4 separate regions of the Homo sapiens genome follow, and regions 2, 3 and 4 are each linked to region 1. The links are chromatin contacts, found by Hi-C or POLR2A ChIA-PET in ENCODE. All regions are on one chromosome and are shown on one strand. The core of a region is the stretch at or near the end of the contact, and the rest is flanking DNA. Distances in the headings are between cores, read along the strand shown.

The links. A loop is a pair of places that touch in the nucleus more often than their neighbours do. ChIA-PET counts read pairs that join two places held with the same protein, here RNA polymerase II (POLR2A). Pooled maps may share reads with other maps.
Region 2: a loop to region 1 is called in a map with no recorded cell type, with 2.6 times the contacts of the local background. The contact joins the enhancer-like site here to the promoter of GLIS3-AS2 in region 1. A Hi-C loop is called at or near these places in 1 of 37 single-sample maps with no recorded cell type and 5 of 50 pooled maps. POLR2A ChIA-PET finds 5 or more read pairs at or near these places in 1 of 52 experiments (activated CD4-positive, alpha-beta T cell).
Region 3: a loop to region 1 is called in a map with no recorded cell type, with 3 times the contacts of the local background. The contact joins the enhancer-like site here to the promoter of GLIS3-AS2 in region 1. A Hi-C loop is called at or near these places in 1 of 37 single-sample maps with no recorded cell type. POLR2A ChIA-PET finds 5 or more read pairs at or near these places in 2 of 52 experiments (BJ and activated T-cell).
Region 4: a map of Caco-2 shows a loop between it and region 1 (10-fold over the local background). The contact joins the enhancer-like site here to the promoter of GLIS3-AS2 in region 1. A Hi-C loop is called at or near these places in 9 of 168 maps with a recorded cell type or tissue (Caco-2, IMR-90, MCF 10A and 6 more), 21 of 37 single-sample maps with no recorded cell type and 23 of 50 pooled maps. POLR2A ChIA-PET finds 5 or more read pairs at or near these places in 2 of 52 experiments (MCF 10A and SK-N-SH).

What each region holds. Positions count from the first base shown.
Region 1 is chr9:4,297,930-4,300,762 of GRCh38, forward strand. GLIS3-AS2 (GLIS3 antisense RNA 2) reads left to right here and starts at 1,372. Exons shown (of 4, transcript NR_186824.1): 1 at 1,372-1,494. GLIS3 (GLIS family zinc finger 3) reads right to left here and starts at 2,139. Exons shown (of 11, transcript NM_001042413.2): 1 at 1,492-2,139.
Region 2 is chr9:3,396,876-3,399,708 of GRCh38, forward strand. All of the region lies in intron 1 of RFX3 (regulatory factor X3), which reads right to left. Among named protein-coding and RNA genes, the nearest start is that of RFX3, 130 kb to the right of the region's middle. Within about 2 kb of position 1,461, at least 7 of the 41 ENCODE cell types and tissues checked have a DNase peak (open chromatin) inside an H3K27ac peak, as active enhancers do.
Region 3 is chr9:3,507,102-3,509,934 of GRCh38, forward strand. All of the region lies in intron 1 of RFX3 (regulatory factor X3), which reads right to left. Among named protein-coding and RNA genes, the nearest start is that of RFX3, 17 kb to the right of the region's middle. Within about 2 kb of position 1,455, at least 5 of the 41 ENCODE cell types and tissues checked have a DNase peak (open chromatin) inside an H3K27ac peak, as active enhancers do.
Region 4 is chr9:3,731,337-3,734,169 of GRCh38, forward strand. No RefSeq gene overlaps it. Among named protein-coding and RNA genes, the nearest start is that of RFX3-DT, 65 kb to the left of the region's middle. Within about 2 kb of position 1,420, at least 8 of the 41 ENCODE cell types and tissues checked have a DNase peak (open chromatin) inside an H3K27ac peak, as active enhancers do.

The DNA.
Region 1 (2,833 bases), core at 122-2,621:
CGCGGAGCTAGGGGCGGGTCCGGAGGCGGAGGCGACAGCGCCCGGCGGGGTACGCGCGGCTGCGACCCCGTCACTCCCCCGCCGCCTCCGCCCCTAACCCTCGGCCCCGTGCGCGAGCGAGCGAGGGAGCGAACGCAGCGCAACAAAACAAACTAGTGCCGGCTTCCTGTTGTGCAACTCGCTCCTGAGTGAGTCGGGGGCCGAAAGGGTGCTGCGGCTGGGAAGCCCGGGCGCCGGGGACCTGCGCGCGCTGCCCGGCCTGGCCGGAGCCTGTAGCCCGGGGGCGCCACGGCCGGGCTCGCAGTCCCCCCACGCCGGCCCCCCGGTCCCCGCCGAGCCAGTGTCCTCACCCTGTGGTTTCCTTTCGCTTCTCGCCTCCCAAACACCTCCAGCAAGTCGGAGGGCGCGAACGCGGAGCCAGAAACCCTTCCCCAAAGTTTCTCCCGCCAGGTACCTAATTGAATCATCCATAGGATGACAAATCAGCCAGGGCCAAGATTTCCAGACACTTGAGTGACTTCCCGGTCCCCGAGGTGACTTGTCAGCTCCAGTGAGTAACTTGGAACTGTCGCTCGGGGCAAGGTGTGTGTCTAGGAGAGAGCCGGCGGCTCACTCACGCTTTCCAGAGAGCGACCCGGGCCGACTTCAAAATACACACAGGGTCATTTATAGGGACTGGAGCCGCGCGCAGGACAACGTCTCCGAGACTGAGACATTTTCCAAACAGTGCTGACATTTTGTCGGGCCCCATAAAAAATGTAAACGCGAGGTGACGAACCCGGCGGGGAGGGTTCGTGTCTGGCTGTGTCTGCGTCCTGGCGGCGTGGGAGGTTATAGTTCCAGACCTGGCGGCTGCGGATCGCCGGGCCGGTACCCGCGAGGAGTGTAGGTACCCTCAGCCCGACCACCTCCCGCAATCATGGGGACACCGGCTTGGATGAGACACAGGCGTGGAAAACAGCCTTCGTGAAACTCCACAAACACGTGGAACTTGAAAAGACAACTACAGCCCCGCGTGTGCGCGAGAGACCTCACGTCACCCCATCAGTTCCCACTTCGCCAAAGTTTCCCTTCAGTGGGGACTCCAGAGTGGTGCGCCCCATGCCCGTGCGTCCTGTAACGTGCCCTGATTGTGTACCCCTCTGCCCGCTCTACTTGAAATGAAAACACAAAAACTGTTCCGAATTAGCGCAACTTTAAAGCCCCGTTATCTGTCTTCTACACTGGGCGCTCTTAGGCCACTGACAGAAACATGGTTTGAACCCTAATTGTTGCTATCAGTCTCAGTCAGCGCAGGTCTCTCAGTGACCTGTGACGCCGGGAGTTGAGGTGCGCGTATCCTTAAACCCGCGCGAACGCCACCGGCTCAGCGTAGAAAACTATTTGTAATCCCTAGTTTGCGTCTCTGAGCTTTAACTCCCCCACACTCTCAAGCGCCCGGTTTCTCCTCGTCTCTCGCCTGCGAGCAAAGTTCCTATGGCATCCACTTACCAGGTAACCGGGATTTCCACAACAAAGCCCGGCGTGCGGGTCCCTTCCCCCGGCCGGCCAGCGCGAGTGACAGCGGGCGGCCGGCGCTGGCGAGGAGTAACTTGGGGCTCCAGCCCTTCAGAGCGCTCCGCGGGCTGTGCCTCCTTCGGAAATGAAAACCCCCATCCAAACGGGGGGACGGAGCGCGGAAACCCGGCCCAAGTGCCGTGTGTGCGCGCGCGTCTGCGAGGGCAGCGGCGGCAGGGGGAGGAGGAGGCAGAGGCGGGGTGGCTGGACCCTCGGCATCAGCTCATTCTCCCCTGCTACACACATACACACACAAATAATGTTTCTAAAAAGTTCAGTTGCGACTTTGTGCCTCGCCTGTCCTGTTCATCCTCGTCCTGGGCCGGGGAATGCTTCTGGGGGCCGACCCCGGGATGCTGGCTAATTGCTGCCGGCGGGTTCCGTCGCCGGTGTGACCCTGGACGGCGCGGACGGCGTACAGGGGGTCCCGGGAGGGGCAGTGGCCGCGGCACTCGCCGCCGGTGCCCGTGCGCGCCGCGCTCTGGGCTGCCCGGGCGGCGCAGTGTGGACGCGGCTGCAGGGAGAGGGGAAGGGGGAAGAGGGAGGGAGGAAGGCAGCCGGGCGAGGAGTGTGGATGTGTGTGCGGCCGCGAGGGCCGGCCTGTAGCCAGCTGCTTCCTGAGTGTGAGCGCCGGAGGGGGAGGGGGAAGAGTGGGGGCGGGCTCGCGGGTCACTAGGCTGGCCAATTCGAAGGCCGAGCTTGTGTCTCCCTCTTGACGCATTCACACACACACACACACACACACACACACACACACACACTCCCCGTGCGCCAGAAGTCGAGGAACTCCAGAACAGGGTAACAGCAGGGAGACACTTCGCCTTCTTCCTGGCCTTATTTGTTAAACTGACTTATTTTAACATGAAAAAGTGTTAGTGTTTAGACAGGATTTGATGTCAGGTCATAAAAAAATAAACAAACAACCAAAAAAATCCGGTAGTAATACGGAGAGAATAACACAGTGAAAAATGGCAAAAGGGTTGCTTTGAAATATCGGATCGGATGCACATGACAGCTTCGAAACTGGATAGGTGAAGCACTAAGGAAGGCTTTGGCATCCTTTCCAAGTATAGGCAGGGAAGAGAGGAAGGTGATGGAAGTGTTAGAAGGGTATAAAATTCTGAACACAGGCTGTTAAGAATGGAGGTATATTCCCTGCGTATGTTACGTCTATAAAGTGGCACTTTATCCTTATGAATTCAACATCCTCAGCCTCATACCCCACCTAAGCTCTGACTCGCCACCGCTTCTGCTTGTGTTGACCAGAGCCCTCAAA
Region 2 (2,833 bases), core at 211-2,710, 900 kb before region 1:
CTATTTGGTGATCTAAAACAATTAACGTATATCCAAAAGCCAACTGATATGCCCTAAACTTAGCCAAAGAATCAAGTTAACTAATTTTGTGTATGGTATAATATGGTACTAAAATCAAAATTCGATTATAGTCTTATACAAAGATAGCCCCAAATCCATAACATTTAATACAGTTGAAAGATGAGGGAGACTACTATCATGTAAATGAGATTTGTAAACAAAGACATGTACTTTCTCTCATTCACAATTAAACATGCCACGTTTCTCAGTTTTGCCTGACCTGCCATTGTTTACTCTAACAGGTATGCTTTCTCCGGCTTCCTGGCCTTGACATCCCCTTTTACTACTTATGCATTCAATAAAAGAAATATGAATTTCCTTGCTATTGAGCAAAGACCAGATTTCTAGTTTTCTTTCCTGGAGGAATGGAGCAAGAGAAACAGTGTTTAATTGGTAGCATAAGAAAAGCACTGCATCATAGTTTAAATCTATATGAAATACAGTGAACATTAATTTTTAACTAAGAAATTTTTGAAAGAGTATTCAGTTTTTCAAGGAGAAAATTAACCCCTCTTGGCATCTGTTGTCACAGCATGACTTCTTCTAATTTTCCCCCAAAACCTTCAATCATATTCAATTTCAGAAACGGACCTCTGAAGACAATGCATCTATTCTTCTTATTTTGTAAACGAGGAACCTAAAACCCAGAGAGATTAAGAGACTTGTTCAAGGTGACAGGAGTAGACTTGGGACTGGGCTTTTTCACTTTGACTCTGTGCTTAATTTTCTTTCTACACTTTGACATTGGCATCTTTTTAGGGGATTATTTTCTCATTCTTTTGTTAGTGAAACCCCTAAAGCAGCACAATAAACCTTGTACATGCAAAAGGTATAGCAGTAACAACTAGCACTGATTGTTCAACACACGCTAAGAATTCTTTTAAGTGCTTGATATATTTATTAATTTAAAAATGAATCCATGTAACAACTCAATGCAGTTGGTATGACTATAATCTGCATTTACAAATGAGGAACCTCAGGCACAGAGAGCAGAAGTGGCTAGGGGTTTACAAAATAAATGGAAAGTGATCAATTCAGTGGCTAATACTCCTAGATGGGTTAGCTAATGCTCAGCTCCAGCATATTGTGAGTATGTGGGAAACTTCCTTCCATTTTCCGAAAGAAACTGAAAGTCCAGATTTTTATGTGAAATCTCACAAATGGTGGTTTATTTAAATGTAGTACTGATCTCCAAACACACACACACACACAATCTTTGAACCAGCATTAAGACCACAGAAATGACCAAAAATGTTTGAGAATGACACTATTTTTTACTACACAAAATTCTTGCCTAACGAGTATTACTAGAGGACCAATAGTTCTCAAAATTTGGGGAGAGAATACACAAATTAAGAACCCAGTCTGTGCCTCTTCCTCTTTCTTCTACCACAGACAGGAAACAAAAAAAAAAAATCCCTAAAAAAGAAAGCAAAAGCCAGGGTCCTTTGATTTATTACACATTTATATGCCATTTGTGCTATAGCAGAGGAACTATTAGTAAGAGTGAGGCAATGCTTTTCTGCAAAGAATAAGGAATGAACCAGACATTAGATATCATCTTCTGTGAGGTCTTTTTCAGCCTCTCTTGTCAACTCCAAGATGGCTGGTGGCCTCTGTCAGTTTAGTGTACAGATGAGGAAGACAGCGTTGCCAGTTATAGCTTCTCCTTTAAGCTGTTCAACTAAGAGTAGATGAGTTTCTTACAATGATGTCACTCGCACTAAATCTGCCTCCTATTTCCCCCAGAGCTGGATGGGAATGTTCCAGAGTCTAACTTGTTTGCACATACATTGTATTACAGACTACTCTACATACTTTTTTTGGTCTATGACCCACACTTTGACATCAACTGTTTTAGATCAAACACATGCAAGAATGTAAAGAAAAAAGTTCTCTTTAAAAATTAAAACTACCATGTATACATATGTAACTAACCTGCACAATGTGCACATGTACCCTAAAACTTAGAGTATAATAAAAAAAAAAAAAAAAAAAAAAAAAAATTAAAACTACCTTTAAAGTAATTCTTAACAACTCCCAATAAGCCACCTGGGAGAGCATATCAGAAGATAAAAGGCATAGATTTGGAAATTGGCCTTCTATGGACTACATTTGACTCCCCACTCGGGTTTTGTTTGACTCAGAGTGATTACAAAATTCTTAATTGCTAACATTTAAAAATCAGAAAACTTTGAACTAAAAAACAAATTTCCAGGCCGGGCACAGTGGTTCATGCCTGTAATCCCAACACTTTGGGAGGCCAAGGTGGGTGAATCACCTGAGGTCAGGAGTTCAAGACCACCCTGGACAATACGGTGAAACCCTGTCTCTGCTTAAAAAAAAAAAAAAAAAAAAATCAGCTGGTCATGGTGGTGGGCACCTGTAATCCCAGCTACTATGGAGGCTGAGACAGGAGAATCCCTTGAACTTGGGAGGCAGAGGTTGCAGTGAGCTGAGATCTCATCATTGCACTCCAGCCTGGGCGACAAGACCAAAACTCCGTCTCAAAACAAAAAACAAAAAAGAAACAAATTTCCAGAATTTCTTGAAACATCTGAAAATTTTAAAGAGGTGAGCACATATTATGTGTTCTATAGGCAAATTATTTAAATGGTTATACTCTTTTCAATTGAATGGCCTCTATAGGCATTTGAGTTTGTGACTCTTTTGAGGGTAATCAGAAATCTATTTCTACATATAAAGATTGAAGTAGAAAATTGCTTTTTGAGGGGGCCGGGGGCAGTGGCTCACGCTTGTAATCCCAGCACTT
Region 3 (2,833 bases), core at 205-2,704, 790 kb before region 1:
CTGCCCTCAGTAAGCTTATAAACAATTTAAAAAGATTAAGCATTTACAACTGAACAAACAAAAATCTAAATCACAATTTCCAATTAGCAGAGATAATAAGAAATTACTAGAAATGAACCCATCAAGTTAGGGACCACTCAAATTTTAGAAGAGATTAATTGAAGTAGGGTAGAAAACACATTCTAATAGAATAAAGGATGAGAACTAAGTTTTAGAGAAAAGAAATGACAAGGCAGAATTCAGACCATATAGGATAATAATAGCAATTGCCATTTATTAAACACTCACATGTCAGGCACAGTGCTATTTTGACTATGTCATATACTGTCTTTGAAACAATCTTTTCAGGTTGATTTTATTAATCCTATTTCACAGAATTTAAGTAATCTGCCTAACATTAAACTGCTAGTCAGTGGCAGAGCTCGAATTCACACCCAGGGCTGTTCATTTTGAAGTTCATGCTCTTAACCAATACATAATACAGTTGTCCCTCCGTAACCATGGGGAATTGGTTCCAGGACCTCCATCTTAAAAAAGGGTGCCCAACTCTCTTATATAAAATAGCATAGTATTTGTGTATAGCCTGTACACATCCTCCCGTGTATACTTTAAATCATCTCTAGATTAATTATAATTCCTAATACAATGTAAGTGCTATATAAAGTTGTTATACTGTATTTACTTTTTTTATTGTTGTGTTGTTATATATTGTTTTCTTTTTTCAAGTGTTTCCCATCCTCAGCTGGTTGAATTCACAAATGCAGATCCCACAGATACGAAATGTAGACTGGTCAAAAAAGGGGAAGTACAGAGAAAAGTGGTGAAATACAAGTTTGAAAATGGACATGAGACTATAAGCTTCCTAACAGCAAAGACTGTGGTTGTTCTGTGGGACACTGTGATAACTAATAAATATTTCTTAAACGACTCTGACGAAGAGGCAATGAGGAATCCTGAAAAGATTCTGACAGAGGGAAACGTAAAACTCTGAGCTATTTCTAAAAATTCAAAAAAACCTTCTTTTTAGAGGACTCTATTAATCTGAATTTTAAAAGTTAAGTAAAAATGATTCATAAGACATTAAGACCACGTTCCATATTTGAGTTTCCTTCTCTGCACATCCAACAAATACAGCAGTCTAGTATTTAGTTACTCTGGTAACTCAATCTCTATATTCAAATCCCAATTTAAGGCTTGCAAGTATTTAGCACTTTCTATTCATTTGAATTACACTTTCAATATTTGTATTTTCCATTCTAATTTATGAGTCAGTATATATGTTGATATATCAGAAATATAGTTCAATCTAAAAGTATATTATTTAGATCTCTCCCCCTAAAAACATTAACAGAAAGTAAAATGAATGTAATGCATTATATTCTGACTCTCTCAATTCATCTGAAACAGCGGCATTAAATTTTAAAAAATGATAAAGAATAAAAAAGAGGAACTTCTAGGCAAAAAATGCAAGAGCTAACTAATATTTCATCATACTTTCGTTTATTACATCTCCCTTTTTGTTGAAGGTGAGGCTAAATCCAAAGGGAACAGTTTTACAAGAAGGTTTATCTGTGGGGATTTACACCTTGTTAAAAGCAAATGACAAGCGGTTTTCCCCCACAGGAAACATACTCCTGTTTTATATAAATGTATCCTTTCATATTTGTTACCACAAATGAGGCTGCAGAGAGCATCAGGTTACATTGGGAAGTTCAATTGCCATATTCTTGGTTTCTCTTAAATTGACTGTTTCAAATAATTAACAGGGTTAGGGCTCAAACTGCTCATCTTTAGCACAATACCGAAACTAATTCAAGTCTGAGCTCACTGATTTACTTCTAATTGTAAAACACAGACACACACACACACACACACAGAAAGAGAGACACAGAGAGGAGAGAGAGAGAAATAATTAGACAAAATCTTGGTAATTACAATTCCTGCCACAGTCCCATACTATTAAAAAGTAAACAACATAACCTTCCAAAAACTCAGATTAAGAAAATAAAAAATCAGATAATAGCATAGTTGCCAGTATTGCGTCTGGTTGCTATGGAATAAAGGGCAGTCCGTTCATATATTCATTCTGTTCATTCACTGCTACTTAAGAGCGCTGCTACACTTTTAAAGCCCAGCTGGGCAAGTCTCAGCTTGTACCACCTATATCAGCTGCCAGTATTTTACTTTTGTTCCACAAAAGAGTGACCTACAAGAACAAAGATTTCCATTTTTAAAATTCATAATTAAATGAATGTTTACAAAAATTCTTAAAACAATTAAAAGCACCTTTACCCTCATCAAAAAAGTAAAGACGTGCATACCAGGACTGAAAATTATTTACACTAATACATTGATTATGACATACATCATTAATTCCCAATAAGAGGAAATACAAATAATAGGAATTAAATATACAATATTTTTCTTTTTAAAAAACCTAGTAAGTATGGCATTTCTCCTTAAAATAAAGCCTACTGATGGTTTGGAAAACATTTTTAAATTTTATTTCTACGTCATTCTAAAAATAATCCATATACCAAAAATTACATTTGGAAATAATTAGAACATTAAGGTATTTATGCAAACTTTGAATGCAGATTTATAAAACTTGCTTTTTCTAGAAAAAAATATGGAGTTCAAAATTATAGATAAACAGTTACTTAAAACACTAAAGGCAGTACATTTGAGTTCTTTGCCTTTAAAAAAAGTTTTGTATTAGCCCTAAGAACATTTGCGGAGGAGTGTGGAGGCTGGAGTTCGACAGTCCTAATTCTGATGTTCTATGTCATTGTACAAGTCACTTACCCTCAGTTTTCTTACCTATAAGAAGTGG
Region 4 (2,833 bases), core at 170-2,669, 570 kb before region 1:
ATGTTTACTTGAGCCCCTGTAATCCCAGTGGAGAGACTGAGATGCCTACCCATGAAGCTGAAGCACATATTTGGAATACGTAATGCTTTGTATTTCTTTAAAAATTTAATTTAGTTCATTTTTAAAGAGATTTTATTAGTCCATTTTCTGCTGTTTTAACAGAATATCACAGGCTGGGTAATTCATTTTAAAAAAGAAGTTGATTTGGCTCACAGCTCTGGAGGCTAGGAAGTCCAATAGCATGGCCCCAGCATCTGGTGAGGGCCTTCCCATGCATCATCCGTGGCAGAAGGCATTATGTGGTGAGCAAGTGCATGAGGTGGAGAGAAAATGGGGGCCAAACTTACCCTTTGATCAGGACCCCACTTCTGAGATAACTAATCCACTCCTGTAACAGCATTAATCCATTCACCAGGCAGAGCCCTCATGACCTCATCACTTCTCAAAGGCCCCACTCCCCAATACCATTTTATTGGAAATTAAATGTCAGCATGGGTTTTGGAGGGAACATTCAAACCATAGCAGAGAAAAAAGGCACTCCTTAGTCTGTGGTGATTAAAAAGGGTGAAGGGAGCAGGAATAAACTCAGCAATTCAGCACCCTGCGTACACCAATCTGAGAGATATAAAAAATATTTCCTGTTCAGGCAACAAAAACTTAAAAGCCAATAGTTATGGTACGCAAATAACTGATAAGCTAAACTGTATTAACAGTATAAACTGTTTTGTATTCCACTCTATATAACTTTACCAGGTAGGTTCCATTCTGGATTATTACAAATAGGGATTTGACATTTCTTTTATAATTGGACGCCTGGGGTGTACAATAAAAATATTTCAGTCTCTGCACCTCCCCTCTCTGCTTCCTTCTTTTACAATGGCAAATTTCCCTTCTCTTCTACAAGCTGACAAAATACAGCCTGCTTTCTGGCTCGCATGTACCACATGCTGGTCACACACAGCTGTTTACAAAAATGCAGACTTTTGCTGCCTAGAAGAGTATTTTACCCGGTACTCAGCAGTTATAGACAAGTGATTATCTTTAAACTCTGATCTTAAATTTGAGTGATGTAAGATGGTTGATTTATTCTTTATAATTATTCCATAAAAATAATAAATAGATACCTAATCTGAAAGATAGTTACAGATCTTGCTTTATGGAGGTCACTGAATTCTTCAGTGTTCCATGAATAACACTGTTCGGGTCTAAGAGGTCACAGCACAAATAGAAAGTAGTGTTGGATACACATTTCTTAGTCTCTACCAACAGAGATCACCAACATGAGAATTGTTCAGAAGGATAACGATGCCTCAAGTATGTAAGGTATGTCTGTAATACAAATGAAACAGGCATTTGGGGGAGAAAAAACCTTTTGCCTTACTCGAGAGAGGAGCCATTCCAGAGGCTTGCCTGCACGGAAGTCTGTGGCTCTAGCTGCATTTCAATGCAGTGCTTAGTTTATTCACCAGGGGTCATCAAAGGTCTGGATTTTCTTTGTCTACTTGTTGACTCATATGTACTCTCTATATACACTCAAGAACCACTGGATTCTTTAGAATTGTGCATCAGGAGATGTGGCTTGCTTTCCTTCTCCCCACCACTCCAGGCCCACCCCCAGCACTTACTCTTTATAGATTTCTACCAGCACACTGCAGCAAGCAAGTCCATTAGATGCATCACAGAAATGCCTTTTCTAACTAAACTAACTTATTTAAAAAAAAAGAGAGAGAGGAAACATGGTATCTAATTAGGTTTTTAAAAAATAATCATTTTCCAAAGTTAGAAAGTGAAAGGCTTTTCACACTATTGTTTTCTAGATTCATGAACCAAATTGCATGCTTGGAAAACAAATGGGTCACGGTTCACTTCTGTTAGATTTCACTTAGTAACGGGTCACAGAGGGCCAGATCAGGTCACCAGATGAACCAGTTAACACTAGGCTGGGACTTTTTAGTCCCTGTTGAGCAAGTAAATAATGAAAGTTTTCAATGAAGATTTTGTTTCTGGCACGGGTAGGATCTCATGGGTCTTGGTGAACCTGATGTCTGGATTGAATACCACCTTTTGTGCAGCCCGCAGTTCCTATCTCAGTTTTCTGTGAAGCACCCTTAAATACCTTTAGTACATAGCTATTGCAAGTAGTTTGATACTTTCTTACCTCTATCCTCTGAATAAACCAGATTGCATCCTTTGAAAGCTCAAAAGTGAGACATATTTCAGCCACAACGAGGAGTGGATTCAGCTTATAGCTTCTTCCCAGGGGAACATAGCTTCTATTTATGAATCAGTGGTATTGAGAGGTGACAACCTGCTGACAGCCCTCGCAGCCCTCGCTCGCTTTCGGCGCCTCCTCGGCCTTGGCGCCCACTCTGGCCCCGCTCGAGGAGCCCTCCAGCCCGCCGCTGCACTGACGGAGCCCCTTTCTGGGCTGGCCAAGGCCGGAGCCTGCTCCCTCAGCTTGCAGGGAGGTGTGGAGGGAGACGCGCAGGCCGGAACCGGGGCTGCGCGCGGCGCTTGCGGGCCAGCGCGAGTTCCGGGTGGGCGTGGGCTCAGCGGGCCCGCACTCGGAGCAGCCGACCAGCCGGCAATCCCCGGGCAGTGAGGGGCTTAGCACCTGGGCCAGCAGCTGCTGTGCTCAATTTCTCGCCCGGCCTTAGCTGCTTCCCTGCGGGGCAGGGCTCGGGACCTGCAGCCCGCCATGCCTGAGCCTCCCCCCACTCCGTGGGCTCCTGTGCGGCCGGAGTCTCCCCGACGAGCGCCGCCCCCTACTCCACGGCGCCCAGTCCCATCGACCGCCCAAGGGCTGAGGAGCGCGGGCACACGGCGCGGGACT